Linked DNA regions of Homo sapiens: region 1 is linked to region 2. Evidence: chromatin loops called from intact Hi-C (ENCODE). Cell type or tissue: HCT116. All regions are shown on one strand. Links, peaks and the distances in the headings refer to the core of each region. The heading gives the core; the rest is flanking DNA.

What was found. A loop is a pair of places that touch in the nucleus more often than their neighbours do. Peaks named below come from ENCODE experiments on the same cell type or tissue, not always from the same donor. Only the 100,000 strongest peaks of a DNase experiment are listed, where the experiment ranks them.
Region 1: a loop joins it to region 2, with 6 times the contacts of the local background. A loop is called at or near these places in 6 of 110 quality-filtered maps.

What each region holds. Positions count from the first base shown.
Region 1 is chr2:30,162,069-30,167,449 of GRCh38, reverse strand. No RefSeq gene overlaps it. Among named protein-coding and RNA genes, the nearest start is that of YPEL5, 18 kb to the right of the region's middle. In HCT116, for the core only: a CTCF peak has its summit at 2,264 (motif pointing left); a DNase peak (open chromatin) is centred at 2,219.
Region 2 is chr2:30,859,077-30,864,457 of GRCh38, reverse strand. LOC124905982 (a long non-coding RNA gene) reads left to right here. Exons shown (of 4, transcript XR_007086268.1): 3 at 2,397-4,885. Among named protein-coding and RNA genes, the nearest start is that of CAPN13, 54 kb to the right of the region's middle. In HCT116, for the core only: a CTCF peak has its summit at 2,256 (motif pointing left); a DNase peak (open chromatin) is centred at 2,197.

The sequences.
Region 1 (5,381 bases), core at 74-5,073, 700 kb after region 2:
AAGCTTATTTTGAGGATTAGAAAAAGAGGTATGTCGGTGGTTCTGAAAGTGTGCTCTCTGGACTGGCAGCACCAGCATCATCTACTAGTTAGAAATGCAGGTTCTCAGGCCCCACCCAGCCCTGAGGAATCAGAATCTCTGGGAGTGCAGCCAGCAGGCTGTTCTAACACACCTTGTGGGTGAGGCTTATGCATGCTCAAATTGGAGAAACACTGATATATGTCAACTACTTCATCCTTGCTTGCTTTTCTAGAAGCCTAGCTACTCTTGAAAAGTGGAAAGAAACAACTGGCACCTCGCTCTGGGATCTGTACCAGTCCCTCCTTTTGTTTTCCTTCCCAAGTCTGGTTATGGCAGATGTGGGGCTTAGATGGTCAGGCTTGGAAATCAGGCATCTAAAAGGGAGTTCCACATCAGCTGTCTGTGCGCACACACACGCTTGACCTCTAAGTAAAACTGTGTGACCTTAACCTCTGAGCATCCATTTTCATCTATAAATGGGAGTGATGATAGTTATGGGCCAGTCATTGGTCTAAGCACTTTACATCTATTATCTCATTTTAGCCTCACAACAACCCTATGAAGGTAGTACTATTATTAACCCTGTTTTAGAGATGAGGGAACAGAGGTACAGAAAGGTGAAGAAACTTGCCTCAGGGCGTAGTGATCATGTGTGAAAGCTGGGATTCACGCACAGGCACTCCGGTTACAGGGTCCCCACTCTTTGCCAGTTTGCCTCACCAGGTTTTGAAAATATTACTACATTTGTAAGACGTTTAGCATACTCTGCTGTGCTTTGTTAAGGTGAAATGTCTCACCCTGGGTAGTCATGTCTCTGCTCCTCACAATGAGAACTTGGCTTAGTCACTTCACTTCTCCTGGCCTTAGGTTCCAAATGTTTAAAATGGGAGGTTAGACTAAATTAAAGAATATAAACTGAAGCCCCTAAGGCCCAAAGAATAAACTGTATTTGGCTAGAATTTTCTCTTAAATTGAAAGTGACCATCTTTAAGGGGTACATGCTCTTCCCTGCTCACCCCGTTAGCCCTGATTTCAGCTGTCTACCATAGGCCCACTTCTTGAGTGACCTGGCACCTGGAGGCATTTAAGTTGGAGATCACTGACACTGATCACAACCAATGGCTAAACCTGAGGTCCTACGGATTTACTATTCTTTGAATTTCACCTCCCTTCCTCCCTGCAATCCATCGTCATGCTTTACCTGGGATGTTTCTTGTGCAAAGGCAGCTCTGAGCCTTGACTCCTTGCCTCTCACTGTTACAGAAGCCCTCTGCTTGGCCTGGCTGCCAGAGGTGTCAGTGTTCCTATTGGCGTATGCCCCAAAATTGCTGATTTATATTTGTTTCTGCAAGGGAGACAGATAAAGCTTGTTTTAGGGTGTATAGTTAAGCCAATTTCAGAATCTCTTACACATGGAAATAGATTTATTTTCACTTAATCTGAAAGGCTTCCTTGTTTCTAATGCAGACATTAAGCAATTGCTGGAAGAGGAAAGACCTTTTATTCTGCTTCATGAGTTCATGCACCCCTACGCTGAATACCTTTCATTTCCTGCAGCAGGAATGCATTCAGTAATTTTACTGGCTTTGCAAATATCCTTCATCTGGCCGCTGGGAAACAGGTGCCAGGTGTTGTTCTATTACTATACTGCCTGACACACATAACAGGCACTCAAGCACTGCTGAATGGAGAAATGAACGGGAAAATTCTTTGCAGCAACTGGAGCCTACACTACCGGTTAAGTAACACTGAACCTCATTCAAGTTATTGTAATATATATCATTTTTAGAATTCCATACAGCTTATAAAGTCCTCACACATGTTCTCTAGAAATTATTTTTCATATTTTAAAGTCGAGGAAATGGAGCTTCCAGAGGTTAACTTCAAAGTCACACTGTGACATTTAATTTTCTGAGGCCTCAGGTTACCATTACCAAATTAAAAGCCAATATTAAAACATAGTTTTCGACAAAAAACATTTTTGAAGTTGTATAAGCTAAAGCTTTAGATACTAAAACAAACATTGCAGAAAAAAAATCATGTATCACAAAGAGGAAACAGTACTATTGCATCGCACTTGATAGTCTGCAAAGCATTTTCTCCATAATTCGATTCTGCCCAATGATGTCGTGCCATTGCAGTAAGACGGTCCCTTGCATCAGCTCCTGGTACTGCACCCTAGAGGACGAACAGCAACAAGAACTGACTGCCCCAACGTTTCTCTTTTCCAAAAGATAGGTTTGACTGGTGGTTGAGTGGAATTTCTTGCACACTCATGCCACCTACTGGTACTTTTCTGGTAGCAAAGCTTCCAGCTGATTTTTTTTTTTTTTTAATTAAAAACATTTTTTCAGTGTAAACTTTAGCAGGATCATTTGAATGTTTTACTCATTAGCCCATTTCTTAAAAATACCGTCCCCTCAAACTTTGAAACTCGCTTCCTGTTGCTGCCCTAAGGAGCCTTCTCTAACACAGAACCTGACTCACTTGAAAGGGACTGAAATATTTTATTCCTTTTGGCATATTGACAAGCTTCAGAAACGCCTCTGAACACCTTGCATTGGGCTGGGATCCTGGGGGAAGGGAGATGGGTTACGTGGGAAGAGATTACACTCGTGGAATTTTCTGGAGTTCACAGTAATGTCTCCACTTTGCCCAGTATTTCCTGGGAGGGCTCCAGGTAGAGTGGGATAGTTGAGAAGGTGGTGGCCAGCTCCTTCCATGGCAGTTTAACTGCTGGAAAAGAGGGAAATTCTAAGTGAATTCCAAGGAGTGGCGGAAGCCAACCTCCTCTCCTGGGTCGGGGGCATACCAGGGGATTTCTCAAACTGCACCAGTCCCTGAAAACCTCTGGTCTATCCTCAAGGACACAAATATCACCTGCAAAGCTGGGCTTTCAAATTAGCTTTGGATACAGGTTTTTAAAATTACTATATGGACTTTGTCTTTGTATTTTGCTTTAAATCCAGGAGGAAGAGATAACTTGTTCATCTGTAGGGCACATCAGAAGAAGTATATAAACCATTTATCTCACCACCTTAGGATTCTTTAAAAACTGGACGAACTTCATTCTAGCAGTAGTATGCAATAAGCTGAGACCAACACAGGAGAAAATGAGTCAGTTGCTGTTAGTGAAAGCTCTGGCAGGTTCTCAAAGTTAGCTTGTCTGCGGGGGGAAATGGTGGCTTTTTAATTACCATTGATATTATATTCAATGAGCTTTTTACCTTTTTTCTCTTCTGCTCCATGGTAGGAGAAAAATAGCAGCTTTGAAGATTTTTGAAAGCCATGTAAAATTATATTATAGAAGATTATGAAAAATTCCTTATAATGAAAAGTCAAGATAGTAACATTTAGTAAACTGCAGATTTCAAATCCTCATTTGCTGAAAGGTTTATCAGTACATGTTAAATCCAGAAAGGATTTAAAGAACTTTGAAAGCATTCTGGTCATTCTATAATTTAGAACAAATTAGGTTAAATTGTGAAGAGTTGTTCAGGATTACTGAAAAAAGTAATTACTCCAGATATATGCATACTGCTTATCAACAGGTTTTTATGTTCTATATTTCACTATGTTCTGACAAGATTTAAGACAAGGCTTGTTTTTACAATTCACACTTGAGAGAACTAAGATTCAGAGGTTAACTGACTTCCCAAAGTCACACAGCTAAAGTTAGTCAGCATTGATGTTTTTTTTGTTTGTTTGTTTGTTTTTTGAGATGGAGTCTTGCACTGTCGCCCAGGCTGGAGTGCAGTGGTATAATTTCGGCTCACTGCAACCTCTGCCTCCTGGGTTCAAGTGATTCTCCTATCTCAGCCTCCCGAGTAGCTGGGATTACAGGTGCTCGCCACCACGCACAGCTAATTTTTTGTATTTTTAGTAGAGATAGAGTTTCACCATGTTGGCCAGGCTGGTCTTGAACTCCTCACCTTGTCATCTGCCCGCCTCGGCCTCCCAAAGTGCTGGGATCATAGGCGTGAGCCACTGTGCCCGGCCGAAGATATGTCTTTATATTTTACATGTAGCAGTCTTCCCAGAAACTAGATGCCTCTTTCCCAGGGACTCTTCTGCTCCTTAAAGCCAGTTTATCTAATTGGTGTATTAATCCATTTTAAGACACTTTTTAAAGCAGATGGAAAGCCATATTAATCTGTTTTTTTTTTTCTTACCCATACTTCTTAGCCTATCAGCCTCTTGTGACATAGGCTTTTATCAGGTGGTAACATACCACAACTGTATTTTCAATAACCCTTTGAATAATGATTCTCATGTATTAGCAGATGTTTTGTAGCAGCAAGGTTGTATGAGGTGCCCATGAAAATGGGGCTCTCTTAACTATAGCACTGGCCATGACACGGGTAATGGGCATACATGGTGGGTGACTATCGGGGTCATCATAAAGCCAGTCCCACATGGCTTGCACATGAAGTATATTAGCTGCTTTATCTTGGGTGTTCTGCTTGGCATTTATAGGGGAAGTTGGACAGTCCCCATTCTCAGGGTAAACAGATCTTACAGTGGCTTTTTAAATCCAGTCCCCCAGACTAGCTGTTCCTCAAGAATAACCTCCTATGTGTCTGGATCATGTTTAGCCATCTGCAATCTTTCAATAGTGAGCTGTGGGTCCTCCATCAACCCAAACATTTCTTCCATTCTGCAGCATTTAAAACAAAAGATACTGCCCCTAAATTACTCTCATAGTCCATTTTAGTAAAGGTTCCTCAGGAAACTAATGATATGGATCTATGAAATGTAACAAATCCTTGTACATTATACCTTCTGGTTTCAAGTTACTTGGTTTTGCCTTTCCCCGACATTGACTACCTTCTTGGTAACCACAGATCTGAGAGGTATTTTGTTGTTGCTGCTTAACTTTGCCCTTGTGGGTAGCTCTGAGGCTAGTGGCTGAAGCTCAGCCTGAAACCTAAGCTTGGTGCAGCATCAAAGTTGGACCCAGCACTCTGTTTCATTTTAGCTATTATAGATAATAACCAAGGGATTGTAGAGTTCACTTTTCTTATTAGCTTGCATTTCCTTATGCATCCAGTCAATCACCTCTCTACGAGTTGGATCTATCTCTAAATTTTACTGGTAGTAACTGAGTGCAGCTGCAGCTCTATACCATGGGTGGCCATGTGGCCACCCAGGAATCAAAGGTTTCTGACCCATCACATTTCCATCATTTTTCTTGTCCACCTTTCTAAGCCAGGGCCCTTCTAGCAAATCCCACCTGTCTGATAGCAATCGGTAATCAACTTGACCTGCAGCCCCTTTCCCCTCCCGGGAGGTTGCTCTGTGAGGCTGAAAGCACCTCACCTTTAATCATGCCTGTATCTTTCCCGTGACCAGCTCTACCC
Region 2 (5,381 bases), core at 189-5,188:
CTCAGTGAAATGTTTGGATCTTTAATAACTATTATTTTCCTTTGGGTTCTTGCCAGGAGATGATTTTTTTAAATAGACTAAACCATTAATCTATTAACTAGTAATTTAATTTATAGTCCTTCATTCTTCTAAATTGTTTTCTCATCACATAATAGAACCATGGCACATCTGAGTTGGAAGAGAGCTTAGGCAATTTCCAGGCCATAAAATTGATGGGGATGAAACACTTACTGCTTATTTAAACATGTGCCAACAACTGGAGCATGTTCTTTATAATCATAATTGTAGTTATTACCATGATCCTATGGAGTGGGTAAAATTCTCCCCATCATACAGATGGAAAAGTAGCTGAACTAGAATTTATATGGAGGTCTATCTGGCTGTGAAGCTGAGAAGACTCTTCTGTTCTCTAAGCTTACTAGTTATTTCACAGACAAGGAAACAGAGACCTACAGAGCTGTAATCGCTACAGCAGCCAGGCTTGACTTCTGTCCCTGCCTCATATTTCTGCTCCATTAAATTCTACTTTTTTTTTTGAGATGGAGTTTCTCTCTTGTTGCCCAGGCTGGAGTGCAATGGCACAATCTCAGCTCACTGCTGCAACCTCCACCTCCCAGGTTCAAGCGATTCTCCTCCTCAGCCTCCTGAGTAGCTGAGATTACAGGCGTGTGCCACCACGCCTGGCTAATTTTTTGTATTTTTAGTAGAAATGGGGTTTCACCATGTTAGCCAGGCTGGTCTCGAACTCCTGACCTCAGGTGATCTGCCCACCTTGGCCTCCCAAAGTGCTGGGATTACAGGCATGGGTCACTGCTCCCGGCCTTTGAGCCATTAAATTCTATCTTTTGACCTCAGATTTACAGTCCCACACTTGGCTTGTACATCACCTTCCTTTCCTCTTTAGCAACACCTTACTCCCCAGAAAACAAAACAAAACAAAAAAATCAAAAGGCCTGCACTTGTCATTCAAGCCCCTGCATGATTTGGTATTGACCTTCTCTGAACCAATCCTCCTCCCTGGGGAGGAGTCTCAGCAAGCCCACTGTTTGTATTCTATGTTTTTAGAATTTAGCTTTTTTTAGGAGGGCTGTGATTTAAAAATATATACAAATAAATTATGTTCCTGTATGCCAACAACGGTATTTCAGCATTAAACACAAAGATGTTTATTGCACCAACATACCTTACAGTGAAAAGTAAAACCAAGCTATGTGGCCAACCACAATGGAAGTGTTAAGAATAAAGCAGTTCTATTCTTTAAGTTAGTATTATATAAAGCTGCTAAAATGGGGTAAGAACCCATGGCATGGGAATGTTTGACTCCCCACAGTAGGAATAGCTAAAGGAAAATAGAGTCTATTTCTCCAAGGCCCCCTGGGCAAAAATAATAATAATGTAGATTAATCAAGCTTCACATTAATTTATAAAGTTTCCAGTTCTTGACAGCTCTTCCTTGAAGCCGTCCCTGATAGCAGCTGACAGAGTGCAAAACATAATGGGCCTGGAATCAGAAACCATTAATTCAAAGCCCAGCTGGGCCACTGGGACTTCAATGTGCCCACCTGTGAAGTGGGGCAGATCCTGTTCAGTGTAGGGAGCTGTGCTGAACATAATGGTAGCTGGTGGCATCCCCACTACTGGGTTTCTCCTAATGATCTTTTGATGAAGGGGCAGTAGCATTAGGGGCTTTTTTGCAAGCATAGAGAGAATGAGGGCAGCTTCACTCCAGTGCCCTGGCAGAAAAGTGGGTGAATCACTGCCCTGTTTGAGCTTGCAGATCCACCAGCTTCTTCCTTAACTTGAATCAAACTGATTTGCTGGCCAGATGTGGTGCCTCACACCCGTAAGCCCAGCGCTTTGGGAGGCCAAGGCATGAGGATAATTTGAGGCTGGGAACTCAAGACCAGCCTGGGCAATACAGCAAAAAGTTGTCTCTACAAAAATAAAAATTAAAAAAAAAACTACCCAGGTGTGGTGGCATACACCTGCAGTCCCAGCTACTCAGGAGGCTGAGGTGGAAGAATTGCTTGGGTTCAGGAGGTTGAGGCTGCAGTGAGCCTTGATTGCACCACTGCATTCCAGCCTGGGCAACAGAACAAGACTCTGCCTAAAAATAAATAAATAAATAAATAAAATTTAAAAATATATCTATTTATTGATTTGCAGCAATCTGTCCACACGGTGGCAGGAGTGAAGAGGCAGAAACCTACTGCCATGGGCTCCCCCTGGAGTCCTGCCATATTCATGGCTTCTGCTGAACCAAAATATTAGAATTAGGCCTAATAGCAATGATGGTAACATCCACATGCACCTCTGGGGTTTCTCATGCTTTAGCAACCATTTAAAGGACCATTTTCAGCTCTGGTAAACAAACAAGACAATTACTATTTCCACAGGATGTTGCTACCACCAAATGCTCTTACAATATTTAGTTGAACTGGACGTGCTGGTGGAAACCACTGGGGAAAGACTTCAGCTCTGTGTTGAAACACTCAACCTGGGAATTTGTCCTCCAGGGCCACATAGAAGCTGGATAAGTATCTGAGTATCTGAGTTTGCTTTCTTAAGCCCTTCACTTAGAATCCTGTAAAATGGCTAAGAACAGTGGCTCTCAAACTTTTTAAGCAGCAGAATGTTTTTCTCTCAAATGAAATCTCATCTGGAACTTGATACATATCAAACAGGTAAATGGTAATTACTTTTTATGCATTTAAAAAGTAATTTCTAATGACTAGAAATTTTTACAAAGTCAATCAGTGACAATGAGGTTGTTTTAACAGAAAACATTAAGTCAGGGATCGTGGATGACAGTTGCATTTTTTTGGCATACACTTCAGCATCTGACTTCTATCTGTATTTTATTTTGGTTGCATTACATGAATAATGGACAATCATATTTCAACACTGCTCTGAGTGCTTCAAACATGTCAACTCATTTAATTCATAACTCTCTGAGACACTATTATTCCCAGGTGAGTAAAGGGAGGCCCAAATAGCTAGATACGTGGCCCAAAGTCACAGAGCAAGCTAGAGCTGGGCTTCAAACCTAGGCAGCCTAGTCCCATAGTCTATGAACTGAATAATGATTTTCTTTTGCTGCTTCAATTAAAAGCCTACTATATATATGTAGTTGTAATTAATAACTTTTTAATTGCCTGCCTTGCAAGCTCAGACTATTCTTTAATTAAACTTGGAAAGCAGAAGAGGTTTCATTCCAAGCTCCAAGCAAAAAAATAAATTAAAAAAAAAACCTAACATCAAAAGCACCCGCATTAGGGTTTCAGGGAACAATTTGAAAATTCCTGACCTACAGCATGAGGGACATCTTGAAGGGCCAATCCGCCTGTCAAAACCCACGTGTGAAGGATCCTCAGGGGGTAGTAGAGACAAAAAACATTGGCTGGCATTTTACCAAATGGAAATCTCTAGTCTCTGGCACTACCAATATTCCCCATTACAAATCTTCCAGCTGGTAAACAGAATGATGCCACTGACATTTAATTGAAATGTCAGCACATTTAGAAAGAGCCCTGATGAAACTGCCAAGTTAAAGTTATCGCTGATGACTTAAGCTAAATAGAAACAGAAAATCACCATGAATATCCCCCACTTCCCACCCCTGCACTATAATATCAGACGGAGAGAAAGCAGAGAGCTCAGCTGTCCAAGAAAAATTTACAGATAGTTTTTAAATGGAGTTTTATTCTAGCTATGAAAAACTATGGGGTAATTGGAAAACACTTGTGAAAGTAATCAGGTCTGAGACAGGCCAATGCCCACGTAAATCAATTCAACAAGCATACATTGATTAAATTGCCTTTGGATAGTAATATTGCCTTACATTTATTTGCATAGTTTACAGTTTATAGAGGCTGTGGTAGATGGCAGAAATGGCCCAATTCTTCACCACTCTCTGATCCTCACCTTATGCCACTGTAACTTTGTCACACGATCTCACTCTGTTGCTGGGCTTAACCATGTGATTTGTTTTAGCCAATGGGATGTTAGGAGATGTGCCATTGCAGAGGCTAAAAAAGCACTTGTGTGTTTCCACTCATCCTTGCCCTATATTTCGCCATTAGAAAACATGCCCATGGAATAGAACCAAGGCATCCCATTGTTCCAGCCAATGGCCATCCTAGGTCAGCAATAGATAGGTAGCTCACTTCCAGGCATGCACGCGAGCCCAGCCCGTATCAGCAGACACAATTAGTTGACCTGCAGCTGAGCACAATCACATGTGCAAGTAGAGTTAGGAGCAGCCAAGCTCAGATCAGCTGAAGCCCAGTCTCATGAGCTAATTCAGTGAGTCCTCTTGGATGCCACTGTGGTTTTGAGGGTTTTGTTCAGCATCATGAATGTGACAACAGATGTCTGGTGAAGAGACTTGCCTTGAACAGCCTCCTTTGTCCCCTCCTTGGGAAGCAATGTGGGACAGGGCTTACTTCTCCCGTCTTATAGATAAGAACATTGTGCTTCATACAGGTTCAGTGGACAGCCTTGATTCCCACAGCTGCTGCTTCCCGGGCCCATTCTCTGCTCATGTGTAAGTCATGAAGTGTCTCTGAAATACTTAGCCAACAGCATTAACCTAGCAGCTGAATCCCTTTTTTTTTTCTTTCAGATCAAAACAGCAGGTTTTATAAGTTGAAAGCACAGAGGGAGAGCACGAGTCTCAGAAGTCTCTGGGCCCAAAAGGCAGGAGCTTCACAGCATTTGGCTCTGCAGACTCCCTCCTGTGCATGCTCACCCTGGGACACCTCCCTCCTGGCCTGGTTCCACTCTGCTTTGAAGAGATAGGTGATCCAGGCCATTGTCAGAGATGGGGTTCTCTTGCTGTCTCTCTGGCTGATTCCACGCACAGGCGTTCTTCAAATGCTGCTAGGTAGGAAAACCATGGGGAAGTTATGATGGAATGATCAAAAATAAATTTTCTGTTCTTGCAACAACTCACCTTAAAAATCCACTTACCTTTTAATTTCCCTTACTGAAGCCCAGACTCACATAAGATCCTTTACAATCTGGGTTGACCTACATTTATTTCAGTGTTACCACTGCCGTCTGCCCCTGCAACGTTCTCTGTTTCAAAATCAGAAACGTTTATCTCTTCCTGGAGCATTTTGAATTTTTGTTCATACTCATACTCCTTATTCTGTTTAGCGTTCTCTTCTCTTCCTTTTCCTCACCTGGTGGACCCCTATTCTTTCCTGTATGATTACACTCGCTTCTCTAAAATGCTTTAAAGAGGCACTTGCTTTGTGTGTCTGTTCACGTGTTTGTTCTGTCAGTCTGAGTCGGGAAAGCGTCGTGCGGCTGGCCTGGCTGCCAAGACCTGGGGCAGCCTAGTTCACAGAGCCCCCTTGGAAATCTGTGGGGAAAGT